2 separate regions of the Homo sapiens genome follow, and region 1 is linked to region 2. A link is a contact called in ENCODE Hi-C or POLR2A ChIA-PET data. All regions are on one chromosome and are shown on one strand. Each heading gives the region's core, a stretch centred on a gene start or an enhancer-like site at or near the end of the contact. The rest is flanking DNA. Distances are from core to core; before and after follow the strand shown. Region 1 holds the start of NRG2 (neuregulin 2). Region 2 holds the start of DNAJC18 (DnaJ heat shock protein family (Hsp40) member C18).

Region 1 (6,850 bases), core at 2,579-5,078, 600 kb after region 2:
CACATTAGATATGTAAAAATATCACTCTGGCAGGTCTTGCTCTTCCAGAAAGACCCCTGTCTACCTTTCCCCACCTTAGATCACAGACTTCAAGTCAACATTTCATGGTGGAAACGAGCCATTTATGAGGACTGATAAGAAGAGGTCCAGTGTGACCTCCTGCATTGATGCTCCTGAGGCCAATTTTTAAACACAATATTATCCCTCCATATTTTGCCCCCCTCCAAAAAAAAACCCACGGGCTTTCTAGGTGACTTCCCAGAGAACCACACCTCTCAGAACCTACACACACTCAGACCTGAAACTAGCTAAACAAAGCAACAATGCAACCTCAGTTGCTCAATGTAACGGCCATGACGACAGTTTCCAAGTGCCAGTTTCCCTATTTTGCAATGGGCAAATCTGCTCCAAGGAGAAAATGTTCCCAATGACCCTGTGGCCCAGAGGGCTTTCTTTAGAATAGAAAACAGAAAATGAATTTGTTAGTTATTTCCTGCTAAGCACAAGGACAGTGTTGTGGTTAGTTAGGATGATTTTGTTTCCTTATTTAATATAGCATTACCAGTACATGTTTTCTTTAACCACATAGTAGAAAACAAGAAAATGCAGTTTATGCTCTTCTGTTATATTATCACCAATTCCACAAGTCTCACAAATATGTCCTTTAATTTCTAATCCCCTTATATAAGGCTCCCCAAAATGGTACCTATTTATATACTTCCCTTTGAATATCAATTCAAAGCAATTTTTTTTTGCATTCTAAAATGTTTACTGCCATACACATTCCTGATCCTTGATAATTTGTGATATGTGAGGGCCCTTCCTTTACCAGTGATTGCAGTTCTAAATGTATCTTTTTAAGAACTATACTACACATGCTATTTTGATAATATGAGATGATCATAACCTAGAAACAGACCATATTTCTGCCCCTCAAATCTTTCATGATTTCTGCATTCAACTGTTAAGCTACTGAATACCCACTAGAACAAACAATGTGTAATTGATAAGGTGTATTGTGTTGGGGGAAGGAGAAAGTAGGAGGAGGGAGACAAGGGAGCAGAGAAGCCAGTTACTCTATGGGGTTATCTGACAAAGACCATCAAGTCCTCAGCGGCCCAGACTAGGGATTATGTGGAGATGTACACTGTGCAAATGCAGGAGCAACTCACCAACAACCAAACAGAAGCTGTCCTTGGACAAGATTCAATAAATATTTTTACTATCTATTTTCCACTGTACAATACTGTTTCACAGCTCCCCAAGGCATCTCAGAGTATTTTAATACTCCCCAAGTATCAAAATACTTAATAGAATAAAAAATTAGAAATTCTTAGCTGGTCTCTACTTGTCTTTATAAAACATTTCAGAACATAAAACCAATAATAAAAAGCAGTCAACAATATTCCTAAGGATAATGTCAGAGCGATAAACTGCTGTTATCCCCCAAAGTTTTCCCCTCCTTATTAAGACATTGCCAAGATTCTTCTCATTAAAGTGATCACAGTTTAACATAGTTAGTGTCTAGATATACTCCCATCACTAAACTCCTAAAATTTGCCTCCTGAAGGGGGTGGGGGAGGAAAGCTTCCAAAAATCATAGGTATCGATCTAGAAAGATGAAGGCAGCAAAACTTACTATAAGCTGTTACACATATTTTGCTACTCAAACAAAGCCTGTCTACACTACCCAGAATCAGTTGGTAAAACTGGTAAACATACCAACTTCTATGAGAGTACAGGACATCTATCATAATTCAGCGATTACACAGTCCAGCAAGTCATACCGCATGCCAACAAATTCAGCTTTAGTTGGGACAAAACGAAACCTCAATTTGAATAAGCACGAGACAGGCTTACACCAAATACTCCAGTGTGGGACAATTTGATTTGAAATATCTTACTAAGAAGTAAGTACTGGATTCAGGGACAAGAAGAAAAAGCTCTTAGACTGACATTTCTTTGACTTTTGACATGGGAGACTTCCATTCCCAGCTGCAGAGATCTACAGATTTCAGTGTTTTGTTTCTAATCACCTGCATTCCTGTGCAGCATCCAACATCATGAAGATGAGAGATGCAGTCAAATACATCCGGCGAGTAAGACGTTAGAGCTGAACTTAAAGCATTCAGCAGAAGTTACTCTCTTTCATCATCATCACAATCAACAGACCTTGTAATTCCCCCAGAAACAGCTAAAAAAAAAAAAAAAAAAAGGTGTCTGCTTGCTAGTCTTAAGAGAAGGATGTGCTACCTGCTTAGCAAAGACAGGCAATCACGATGAAGAAAAAAACTGGAGCCACATGGAGGACGGAAAACAGTAGCAGAAAAAGTCCAACTCTGCCTGCGCCAGCGGTGTGGATGAGCAGAGCAACGAGCCCAGGAGAGGAAGGAGGGGGCGGGGGCGACCATTCCCTAGGAGAACTTGTAAGCGGAGGCCTTCACAGCCTGGGAGTCTGCCCAGCTGCTCCCGCAGACCCTGCCAGCCTGGGCACGGCAGGCCCGCGGCAGCAGGGCAGGCAAGGCCTCCGAGGGTCACTCCTGACTCACTGAGCCTCAGGCCAGCACCGCCAGGACCTCTCCGTTTTTCCTTCCGCTACTGGGCTATGATGGCAGCTTTCCAGCCCCACATGCCATACATCAGCCGCAGATCCCCGCTGGCACAGGCCAGCGCCTCCCTCCGCCCCCCACCCCTGGCACACTTTGAGCCTGATCCTTCTTCTCTCCAACCCCAACCCCCTCACCCACCCGTGCCAGGCGCCCTGCCCAGGGGCGGCCCCACCCCCCCAGCGCCCGGACGCTGCCAGGCCCGGGCACCTGCAGCACCTCCCCGCCCCACCCCCATTCTCCACCACCTCGCCCCTCCCCCCTTTCTCCAGCAAAGGGAGGGGGCGACTCACCGCAGTCAGTGCACAGGATCTTGCCCACCTCTTTCTTGAGATTTTTGCCGTTGGTATCGAGGGGGGCAAAGGCCGTCTTAAAGACTAAGGGCTGTTCCGTGGGCTCCAGGAAAAAGATGTAGCGCTGGTTCCTTTCGAGCGGCACACAGGAGCCCACGCTGATCACCTGCTCGCGCTGCAGCCCCCCGCTCCGGAGCGGCCACTTGTCCAGCACCTTTACCAACGCCACCCGACCCGAGGCGGGCGGCTCTCGGGTGCTGTTGGAGCTGGAGCCGCCGGCTGGGACCAGCCCCTGTACCTTGCCCTCCACCACCACGGGTGCCTTGTACGCCTGGTCCTGCACTGACTTGAGGCTGGGCGAGTAGCAGGCGAGCGACACACCGAAGAGCAGCATGGAGAAGCCGGGGGCCGGGTCGCGCCTCATGCCGCCGGCGGCTGCGGCTCGCGAACGGGCGGCGGCTCTCCGGGCTGCGGGGCTGCGGGGCTGCGGCTGTTGCTGCGGCCGCGGCTCTGGGGGCGCAGCGGGACGAGAGATGCTGCTGTTGTTGCTGCTGCTCCTGCTGCTGCTGCCGCTCTCGCTGCTGCTGCTGCTGCTGCTGCTGCTCCTCTCGCTGCTGCTGCTGCTGCTGTCGCTGTAGCTGCTGCACCGACCCTTCTCCAGTGGCGGCGGCGGCAGCGCTGAGCAGCAAACCTGCCGCATCTGGCCAGGCCATTTGGGGGGCTCCGCCGCTCAGCCGCCGCCGCCTTGGGAGGGGAAACAGAGCCCGCTGGAAAACCGGAAACAGCGTAACGTTAGCGCCTCTTAGCCCTCCACCGGCAGCCCGGGGAGGTGGCCCAGCTAGGGCAGGGGGCAGGCGGCAAGCGGGCCGCGATGCGCAGCGCGGCGCAGCGCAGCGCTCCCACCCTGTGCGCCAGGACCTGGAGGAGGATGCGGAGGATGGGACGCCCGCCCACTTGCTCTCTCGCGCCCCCTCTGCCCCCGGACCGAGTAGGGAGCGCGGCTTCTGCAGGGGAAGCTTGGGACTGCACTGCTTTAGTGCCCGCCTTCAGCCCGCAGGGGCGCGGGAGGAATCGTGCCACCCTTTGCTCCCGGGATTTATCGGCATGACAGTGGGGGTGGTGCGTGAGGAGAAGGCGAAGAAGAGATAACGGGCTCCTGGCACCATCCTATGAACGTGGTAATGGGACGCAGGGCGTGCCCCCTGCCTTTGGCCAGCAGCTGTAGGAGCCAGAGAGGTTGCCATGGCCAGGGTGGCCGGCCAGCCTCTCGCCTCTTGGGCTGTCCTCTTTCCTAGGAGGACCCTGGAGCCCAGCCCCTAAATGATACCACGTGCTCGGTCCTGCCACCGCCTGGTGAACGCTGGATATTCGACTTGAGGTGGGGGAGAATCCCAGCCCCGTCATTTTGGAAAGAGTTGGGCCACAAGGTGTCTTGTCTTAGCATTGAGGACACCCAAGCAGAGGTGGTAGCTGAGAAAGGGCCCAGTCCCCAACACTCTGGGCTTTCTTCAGCGGCCACGTGGGGATCTGGCTGAGCACTGTACAACCTCATCTTTTAAAAATCTGATCTCTAAGAAAGGTGGGGGGCTTCTTGGGAGCCAACAGAGAGCCAGAGCCTGTCAGGGCCAGAGGCTGCTCCATAAAAAAGGTTTTTTTTGTTTTGTTTTGTTTTGTTTCCAAGGCTGATGCTTGCAAGAGGCAGAAGAGTTTGCTGCACTGGAGCCAGCATCTGATTTAAAACACACACACACACACACACACACACACACAGGTCCATAATCCATTAGCCTATCAATGAGGGTCCAGGGAGTTTTCAACACCCAGCTTTTAACCTTGAAGGATGTGGAGCTCAGGAATGCCAGTGAGCTCTTGGGGAATTTTATACCGCACTGGGCTCCACAGGAAACTGGTCCAAGGATGAGTGACTTAGGCTAGGACTGCTATTCTGGAAAGGAAGTAGAGAGAGCTACACCTTTCCTCCTAGCTAAGAGACATCTTAAACTCAATACATCCAAAGCCAACATCATTATTTCTTCCACTTCACTCCAAATCCCCTATAATTATTAATGCCACTGTTTTATTCTTTTAGACTACATCAATCCATTACAATAAGTCCCTTCATCTCATCTTTTATTCTTCCTCATCCAATTAATCACCAAGGCCTTTGGGTCTCTCTTTTAAAATAATCTCCAATTTATCTACTTCCACTCCAACTCTGCTGCAAATACCTTAAGTCCAAGCCCTCATCATCTCTCACCTGGACAACTTCTAAGCCTTCTAACTGGTCTCCACTCCTTTCACCTCATCACCTATCTCCAGTCCTACCAATGCCAGAGTGATCCTTCTAAAAATAAAATGTAAGTACAATTTGGCCATGCTACTGCTCTCAGAAGTTAAGTTCAAACTCCTCAGCAAGGCTCTTCATGGGCTCCCTTTGCCTAGCCAGCTTCATATCCTGAGAGCCAACCCCCCACTCTAGCAATCCTCAGCACTTCATGCTCTTTCTTGGTGTGCTTCTGCACATGATGTCTCTTGTGTCCAGAAAGCCTCACCTCCACCTTGACCACATGGAAAACTTATTTTCCCAAGGCCCAGCTCAGCATTATACCGCATCCCCCTTCCTACATATCCACCTCTACTCCCACCAACACATACATGATGGAATTAATCCCTTCCTCCTCTGTATTGCCATGAGCTTCACACATAGTATTACTGTTGGGATACTGGCCCATACCGTATTTCAAGCAGCCATTTAATGGGTCTGCATCTCCCATCAGGCCAGGCACGTTAATGTCAGGGACTATATATATCCTATTCATCTTTGGATTCCTATTACCTCCAACACAATGCCTGGCATAAAATAAGGATTAGCAAATCTCCAGTGAAAGAAGGAGAGAAGGAAGAAAATAACTGAAAATCGGCACGCTTAAAGGCATCAAGCCAATCTTCTTGGCTCCTTCAGTGTCCCCCATTTCATTTTCATAGATCACAGACCTCATAAATCACAAAACATCACCATAAGGAAGATAGCGACATCCACTCTTTCATTTTACAATGAAAGAAAAAGTCCCAGAGGGGATAGGGGACTTACTCAACATTTCACACAGCCAGGACTGAACTCAGTCTTCTGTTCCTGAGACCAGGGTCATAGTGAAGAGCTTGTGCTCTGGAGCCCAGCAGAGCTGGGTTTTAAAGCAACTCTGTGACTTACCAACTTTGGGATGAGTCTATTTCACTCTCTAGGCCTTAGTTTCCTTATCAGTATGAAGGAGAAAATAATAGGGTCTACTTCGTAAAGCTGTTTTTTGCTCAGTATGTACTTTCAATAAATATTCAATTGAATGGCTCCTCTGTGCCAAGCACTGAGGCACTGTATGTTACTGGATGTACTGTGGTGAACCAAACTGTTCAATAGTACATGTCTGTGCTCTCAAAGCTCATACTCTGACTGGGAAGACAACAGTAAATAAGTACACAAATGGGTAACTAATTACTTGTATTGCTGAGTGTCCTGAAGGAAATAAACAGGATGAAATGCTAGAGAATAATGGAAAGGGGAGAGGATAGGTCTACTTGGATAAGGGAAGGCTTCTCTGAGGAGATAACATTTAAGCTGAGACTAGAAGGATGATGAGGATGTGGATTATGTGAGATAATATGTAAAGTGCTTAGAACAATGTCTGGTGCACAGTAAGGGCCAAAATTAAAGTTGAAGATTACTAATATTTTACTTATACTGGTGGTTCCCAATCTAAGAGCTGAGAATCTCTAAGTGGTATTTATTTTCTGTATATTAAAAATATTCACTAGGATTTTCTGTATATTAAAAAATGCGGCTGGGTGCAGTGGCTCATGCCTGTAATCTTAGCACTTTGGTAGGCTGAGTGGGGTGGATCACTTGAGGTCAGGAGTTCAAGACTAACCTGGCCAACATGGTGAAACCCCATCTTT
Region 2 (6,927 bases), core at 2,615-5,114:
TCAAAGAATGAAGCCAGCTGGGCCTGGACTTTTCTTCATTGGAAGTTTTTTTTTTTTTTTTTTTTTTTTTTTCAGACAAGGTCTCCCTCTGTCACCCAGACTAGAGTGCAGTGGTGCTCACTGTAGCCTCGCCCTTCCTGGCTCCATCAATCCTCCTACCTCAGCCTCCTGAGCAGCTGGAACTGCAGGTGTGCACCACCATGCTCGGCTAATTTTTGTGGGGTCTTTTTGTTTGTTTTTTATTGTACTAATGAAGTTTCGCCATGTTGGCCAGGCTGGTCTTGAACTCCTGGGCTCAAGTGATCCTCCCACCTCAGCCTCCCAAAGTAATGGGATTACAGGCATGAGTCACCATGTCCAGCTAGAATTTTTTTGATTGTTAATTAAATCACCTTATTTGTTGTAGGTCTACTTGGGTTTTCCTTTTTTTTTTCTTTTTCTTTTTTGGAAATAAGGTCTCTGTCACCGAAGCTGCAATGCAGTGGCACTACCATAGCTTACTGTAACCTCAGATTCCTAGGCTCAAGTGATTCTCCTGCTTCAGTCTCCAAAGTAGCTGGGACCACAGGCATGTGCCACCATGCCCAAGTATTTTTTTTTTCTTTTTTTAGAGATAATGTATTGCTGTGTTGCCCAGGCTGGTCTCAAACTCCTGGTCTCAAGCAATCCTCCTGCCTCAGCACCCCCAAAGCTCTGGGATTACAGGTGTGACCCACCATGCCTGGCCTCCATTTTTCTTGGGTCAGTTTCAGTAATTTGTGTCTTTCTAGGCATTTGCTGATTTTATCTAGGTTATCTAATTTGTTGGCACACAATTGTTCATAGTATTTGGATTGGTAGGGATATCCCTCTTTCTTTTTTTTTTTTTTTTTTTTTTTTGAGAGACAGGGTCTTGCTCTGCTGTGCGATTATGACTCACTGTAGCTTCAACCTACTGGGTTCAAGCAATCCTCCTGCCTCAGCCTCTCAAGTAGCTGGGACTACAGGTTGGTGCCATCATACCAAGCTAATTTTTGTATATATATATTTTTTGGAAGAGAGGGGGTTTCACTGTATTGTCCAGGCTGTCTAGTTCCTTAAGGTAGATTAGGTTACTGATTTGGAGTCTTTTTTAAAAAAATAAGCATTTAGAGCTATAAATTTCCTTCTAAGCACTGTTTTAGCTGCATCCTATACATTTTAGTACGTCGTGTTTTCATTTTCACTCATCTCAAAGCATTTTCTAGCTTTCCTAGTGATTTATTCTGTGACTTGCTTGCTTATTAGGAGCTTGTAGTTTAATTTCCACATATTTGTGAATTTCTCAAATTTCCCTTTGTTTTTGATTTCAGAGAACATACACTGTATGATTTCAATCTTTTTAAATTTATTGAGGCTTGTTTTATGACCTAAGATATGGTCTATCCTGGAGAATATTCTATGTATCCTTAAGAAGAAAATCGTTCTGTTGTTGTTGAAAGAATGTCCTGTAGATGTGTGTTGTGTCTAGTCGGTTTCTGCTGCCTCTCTTAAAGTAGAAGCAGGGTAGTCAGTTCATGTTATACCCTAATATTCCACTTCTATTCAGTCTTCCCTCTGAGGTCAAGAAGCTAGTATGCCTCAATTATCATCATCATCATCATTATCATCAGTCAATACTTACATAGCACATCCAGGCACTCTTCTAAGCACTTTCCATAAAATCACTCATTTAATCTCACCACATGCTCACCTTTGTACCCCAAGCAGCTGTTCCTCACTATACGTGGAGTTCCCCTCACCCTGCCGGGTCTGAGTCCACTCATTCTCAGACTTCTTTTCCTTTTGTGCCTTCATGCAGTTACAGCAGCCACAGGGGTCATGACTCTCAGGAGGTGTGTCTTCTGGGTATTTGTTTCTTCTAACTGCGTCAATGTAAGCTGCAAACAACAGCCCCTCCATTAGGTCTCCATCTGACCCTGAAAATCAACTTTGCAACCTGCCTTTCCTCTCTGGGAGGCTGCTCGTAAGCATGAGAAGGTAAGCATGATGGCCAGGGCTAGAGGCGTCATGCTGACTTTTAAGCACTCATACAAAGCTGAATAAACATGTTTCTCTGTGGTCCGTGGTCAGAAGAGACACTGCTCGTAAAATAGTATTTTTTGTTGCAGTGCCTCCCACCCCTAAAATTTAAAGTAGAGAGGAGTTCAATTCTTTTACACTAACAATTATAGAACTAATATATACCAAGGAACTTGGCTAGAAGATCAAGAGGGCGGATGGGTAAGATCTACTCCTGACCACAAAGAGGTTAGTTTAATGCAAGCTTGTCCAACCCGCGGCCCACAGGTGGCATGTGGCCCAGCACGGCTTTGAGCTCAATACAAATTCGTAAACTTTCTTAGAACATTATGAGGGCCGGGCGCGGTGGCTCACGCCTGTAATCCCAGCACTTTGGGAGGCCAAGGCGGGCGGATCACGAGGTCAGGAGATCGAGACCATCCTGGCTAACACCGTGAAACTCCGTCTCTACTAAAAATACAACAAATTAGCCGGGCGTGGTGGCAGGCGCCTGTAGTCCCAGCTACTCGGGAGGCTGAGGCAGGAGAATGGCGTGAACCCGGGAGGCGGAGGTTGCAGTGAGCCGAGATCGCGCTACTGCACTCCAGCCTGGGTGATAGAGCGAGACTCCGTCTCAAAAAAAAAAAAAAGAACATTATGAGATTTTTTTTTGCAATTTTTTTAAAGTTCATTAGCTGTCATCAGTTAGTTATTTAGTCGTCAGTTAGTGTATTTTATGTGTGGCCCAAGACAATTCTTCTTCCAATGTGGTCCAGGGAAGCCAAAAGATTGGATACCCCTGGTTTAAAGGGAGAAGATTCAATAACAACACCTGCAGAATGTAAAGAGGGTCATAAGCAATACAGTCAAAAGGGGCAGAGCACTCATGTCTTCTCTGGAGGACCTGAGAAAGGCTTTAACAACATCTTTCTTCCGCTTAACATCCCTCAGCTACCTCCACCCACTGCTCCTGGACAGTCTTCCTCTAAGTCGGCCTGGCTAACTCCGACGCATCCTTCTTGTCACCATTTGTAACACTTTCTGCAAGAAACCTCCCTTGACAGCCAGTCTGCGTTAGGTACCTTGTAAGTGTGCTCTCCAAATCCCTGACCTTGCTGTGTAGCCCAGGCGTTTTGTATTATTCGCCCGTTTTGTAATTGGCTGTTCAGTCGTCAAACTCTCTCAGTGGGCTGCGAGTTTTGTGAGCTAAGGGACCCATGTCAGTCAAATCCCCACTGCAGAATCAGCATTAGGCGGGGCACACAATAGGTATTGGATCAATATTTTTTGCCTGACTGTAGGGTGGAAAAGGCTGGTCCTGATGCCGGCTGGAGCGACATGATCAAACAGGGACTGAAGGTCAGGTGGCCCAGTTAGGCGAAAGATAAGGGCCAGGTTAGCAAGCTGCGGAGAGACCGCAGCACCCCACGGGCCCTCCAGTCACCTTGGCATGGGCGGGGCCTGACAGCTGCGGGCCCTGGGCGGGGCACGGGCGGGGGCGGGGCTGGGGGCCGGAGGCAACAAGTCGTCACCGGTGACTCTGGGCTCGCGGTCGGTCCCCAGCTTCCCTACCCCATCCGCAACCCTACTCAGGCTCAGCATCTTTTCACAGGCCTCTATCCATCACCTCAGACCCAGGATCTCAGCCCTTGTGCGTCTTCAGGATCCTCATCCCTGATCTCTCCCGAAGGCCGCCCTATCCCTCCTTCAGGCGGGGACCTAGTACCTTCCGTCCAGCGCTCCCCGCTGCCCAGAGTCGCCGCCATATCGGTTCCCAATCAGCAGGTCCGCCGAGCCTCCCCCGTGCCCGAGGCTGAAAGAGAAGGGGGCGCGGAGCGCGGGGCACGCTGGTCATTGTAGTCCAGTCCATATGAGCTCCCGGGGCACTGGACTACAACTCCCGGCAGGCTCTGCGCCAGAGGCCGTGGGAGACGCAGAGAAGTGCTCGACCTTCGTCAGGAGATCTGTGGAAGAGTGCTGCTGCCAGCTGCCAGCTGCCTGCAGCACGGCTCTTGGCTTTTCCTCATTTGTAGAGTTGGGATAGTGGCTTCGGCCCTGCCTAACCCTAGGGACATCCAAGGAGGGGCGACTGAAGTCCTGCCTGGAAAGGGCTTCGCAAACTATAGGCTAGAGGGTGACAGTATGACTATTATGCTCCTCAGGGATGTCTTTTTGAAGCATACGCTAATGCCTGTTCTGTGCAGTCAGTGGTAGGCCCTGGAGATTCAGAGATGGGTTTTGGGGATGCGGAACCCAGCCTTTGGAAGCTTGAGTCAGGAAAATAGAAAAGTGATGTAGATTTATGGGGTTGGAGGGCAATCTCAGTATGTCCCTACTGCCCCAGCTCCTCAGGCACTGGACATCAGAGGGTATCGGGGTGGAGAAAGAAGACATGGAAAGGTATTGGGGCCGGCATGAAGAGCCTCCATCTTTGCTGTTCCTGTCCTTCCTCCAACCCATCCTACTCCAACACCCCTCTGACACTTTTCTCCTCTCTTCCAGTCTAGTTATCTCTTTAGCCCATTCGTTTCTTTTCTGAAGGACCAGACATTGAGATTAGTAAAAAGGAAATGAGGAAATAAATATTCTTGCTGTTCCTCATCCAGGTATGGATGGAACCTAGCAAAGAATAAAAGCAACACTTTCTTCATAGGTGGATGGCTACAGTTCATCCCCAAACAAAAAATTACCCAGAATTAACTGAGGTCTTACCCAAGAAGACCAAATCAATCATGATATCAACTAGCACCTACTTAGGCAGTTGGGGAGAGATGTATATTCCTGGACATAAACTTGGAAGGGTAAAAGCACCAAAGGGCATGCAGTTCCAGCCCTTGCCTACAGTCATGGCCCTGGCATCACTGACATTATGCCCACTTAAGAACTCAGAGAACGGCCGGGCGCGGTGGCTTATGCCTGTAATCCCAACACTTTGGGAGGCCGCGGCAGGCGGATCGCGAGGTCAGGAGATCGAGACCATTCTGACCAACATGGTGAAACCCCGTCTCTACCAAAAATACAAAAATTAGCTGGGCATGGTGGCGTGTGCCTGTAGTCCCAGCTGCTCGGGAGGGAGGCTGAGGCAGGAGAATCGCTTGAACCCAGGGGGCGGAGGTTGTAGTGAGCCAAGATCGCGTCACTGCACTCCAGCCTGGGTGACAGAGTGAGACTCTGTCTCAGAAAAAAAACAAAAAACAAAACTCAGATAACAAGGCCTTTCAAGTGGAAAAAGCACTGGTCTAGAAGTTGTATAGGTGTTATATTAATAGCTGGGGTTTTGCCACAAATCATTGCGTGATCCTGAACATCTCCTTTTTCCTTCTTCTTTGGCCTCAGTCTCATCACCTATAAAACGAGAAGGTTGGATTCAATTAGTAGTTTTGTTTGTTTGCTTTTTGAGACAGAGTCTTACTCTGTCGCCAGGCTGGAGTGTAGTGGCATAATCTCGGCTCACTGCAACCTCTGACTCCCTGGTTCAAGCGATTCTCCTGCATCAGCCTCCCGAGTAGCCGGGACTACAGTCGCACGCCACCATGCCCAGCTAATTTTTGTATTTTTGGTAGAGACGGGATTTCACTATGTTGGCCAAGATGGCCTCAATCTCCTGACCTTGTGATCTGCCCGCCTCAGCCTCCCAAAGTGGTGTGATTACAGGCGTGAGCCACCGCACCCGGCCTCAATTAGCGGTTTTTAAATTGAGGAATCCTTAAGGCTTAATGTGCAGATGTCTCTGGAATCTTCTATTGAGGAGTGGGAGCGGGGAGGAAGGCATAGCAGGGAAGGCACTAGCACCTCACCCTTCTTCAATCAAAGAAGCTCTGTTTTTTTCTGTTTTGTATTTTGTGGTCTACTAAAGGAAAGAAAACCTACATGTTTGAAAACTACCAAACCAGTTGACCACTAAAGGCTTGTGTCATTTGTAATATCAGTTTCTCCTGGAGCACTTAAAGTCAGTGTTCTTCCCTCATCCCCACCCCCATAAGCACTGAGAAAGTAACAGTTGTCTAGAAATTTGGTCATTTTCACTTAATTTAGGAGGAGGAATTTAGCATAGTGGTTAAAAAATCTGCATAGGATTGCCGTAGGATATAGTAAGATAATGCTTGCAAAGCTTTTAGCACCTCATCTGGCATGTAGTATGTGTTTAATAAATGCTGACCACTGTTATAGACTGGCTCAGAGGAAGAGAAACCATTTTTTATAGTTTGACATTGTAAATTAGGAGCAAAGGGGTATATATGGGGTATATCATAAGGTCCTGGATATAACTAACTGGACCCCATTCCTGTCTATCTGGCAATCATTACCTGCAAATAAGACAAGAAGCAAAACACTACCAAAAAGGGCTGGGAAGTTGCTTGTCCATGTACCCTAACCCCTGAATCCAGCCACTAAAACTGGTGATTTTCTCCCTTTCAGAAACAGAAGAAGATGGCAAAAGTGAACTAGTATGAGAAGGTTTTGGGTCATCCTAAATCCAATGAATTATGGATGTCCTTAAACTTGAGAGGCAAAGGAGGCCCCAGAACCATGAGATGAGTCAAAAGCTCAGCTCTAGGACACTGGACCTATGACCAGCTAACTAATCCACGGAGCAGTGTACTCACAGAAAGCTGGATCCTGAAGGTCCTTCTTGTGCTCTGCAGCTGAGGGAACTGATCAGGGACATCCATCAGGTGGTTGAATATAAAAAGGAAGTTCTTCTGGTTTGGGGAGGCTAGACCGCCTGCTCTAGAAGATGGACAGCTGAGGGTGGGATAGACCTTGGAGTCCAGGGGCACAGGGAAAAGGTCTGGAGGTACTACCTGGAGATGTTAGAATACCATGAAGTCAGAGGTGTTTGGCTGAGAGTGGGCTGTTAGAGCACTGTAGGGGTTAACTGGATTGAGAGGAGCAACTATGAATTAT

The links. A loop is a pair of places that touch in the nucleus more often than their neighbours do. ChIA-PET counts read pairs that join two places held with the same protein, here RNA polymerase II (POLR2A). Pooled maps may share reads with other maps.
Region 1: a pooled map shows a loop between it and region 2 (2.7-fold over the local background). The contact joins the promoter of NRG2 here to the promoter of DNAJC18 in region 2. A Hi-C loop is called at or near these places in 1 of 50 pooled maps. POLR2A ChIA-PET finds 5 or more read pairs at or near these places in 3 of 52 experiments (H1, OCI-LY7 and WTC11).

What each region holds. Positions count from the first base shown.
Region 1 is chr5:140,039,471-140,046,320 of GRCh38, forward strand. It overlaps NRG2 (neuregulin 2), which reads right to left and starts at 3,829. Exons shown (of 10, transcript NM_004883.3): 1 at 2,900-3,829. The coding sequence starts at 3,599. RefSeq lists enhancers at 1,732-1,921, 3,294-3,963 and silencers at 3,262-3,471, 3,632-3,971.
Region 2 is chr5:139,435,661-139,442,587 of GRCh38, forward strand. DNAJC18 (DnaJ heat shock protein family (Hsp40) member C18) reads right to left here and starts at 3,865. Exons shown (of 8, transcript NM_152686.4): 1 at 3,746-3,865; 2 at 1,712-1,898. The coding sequence starts at 3,785. RefSeq lists enhancers at 1,935-2,435, 3,736-4,235 and a silencer at 3,423-3,532.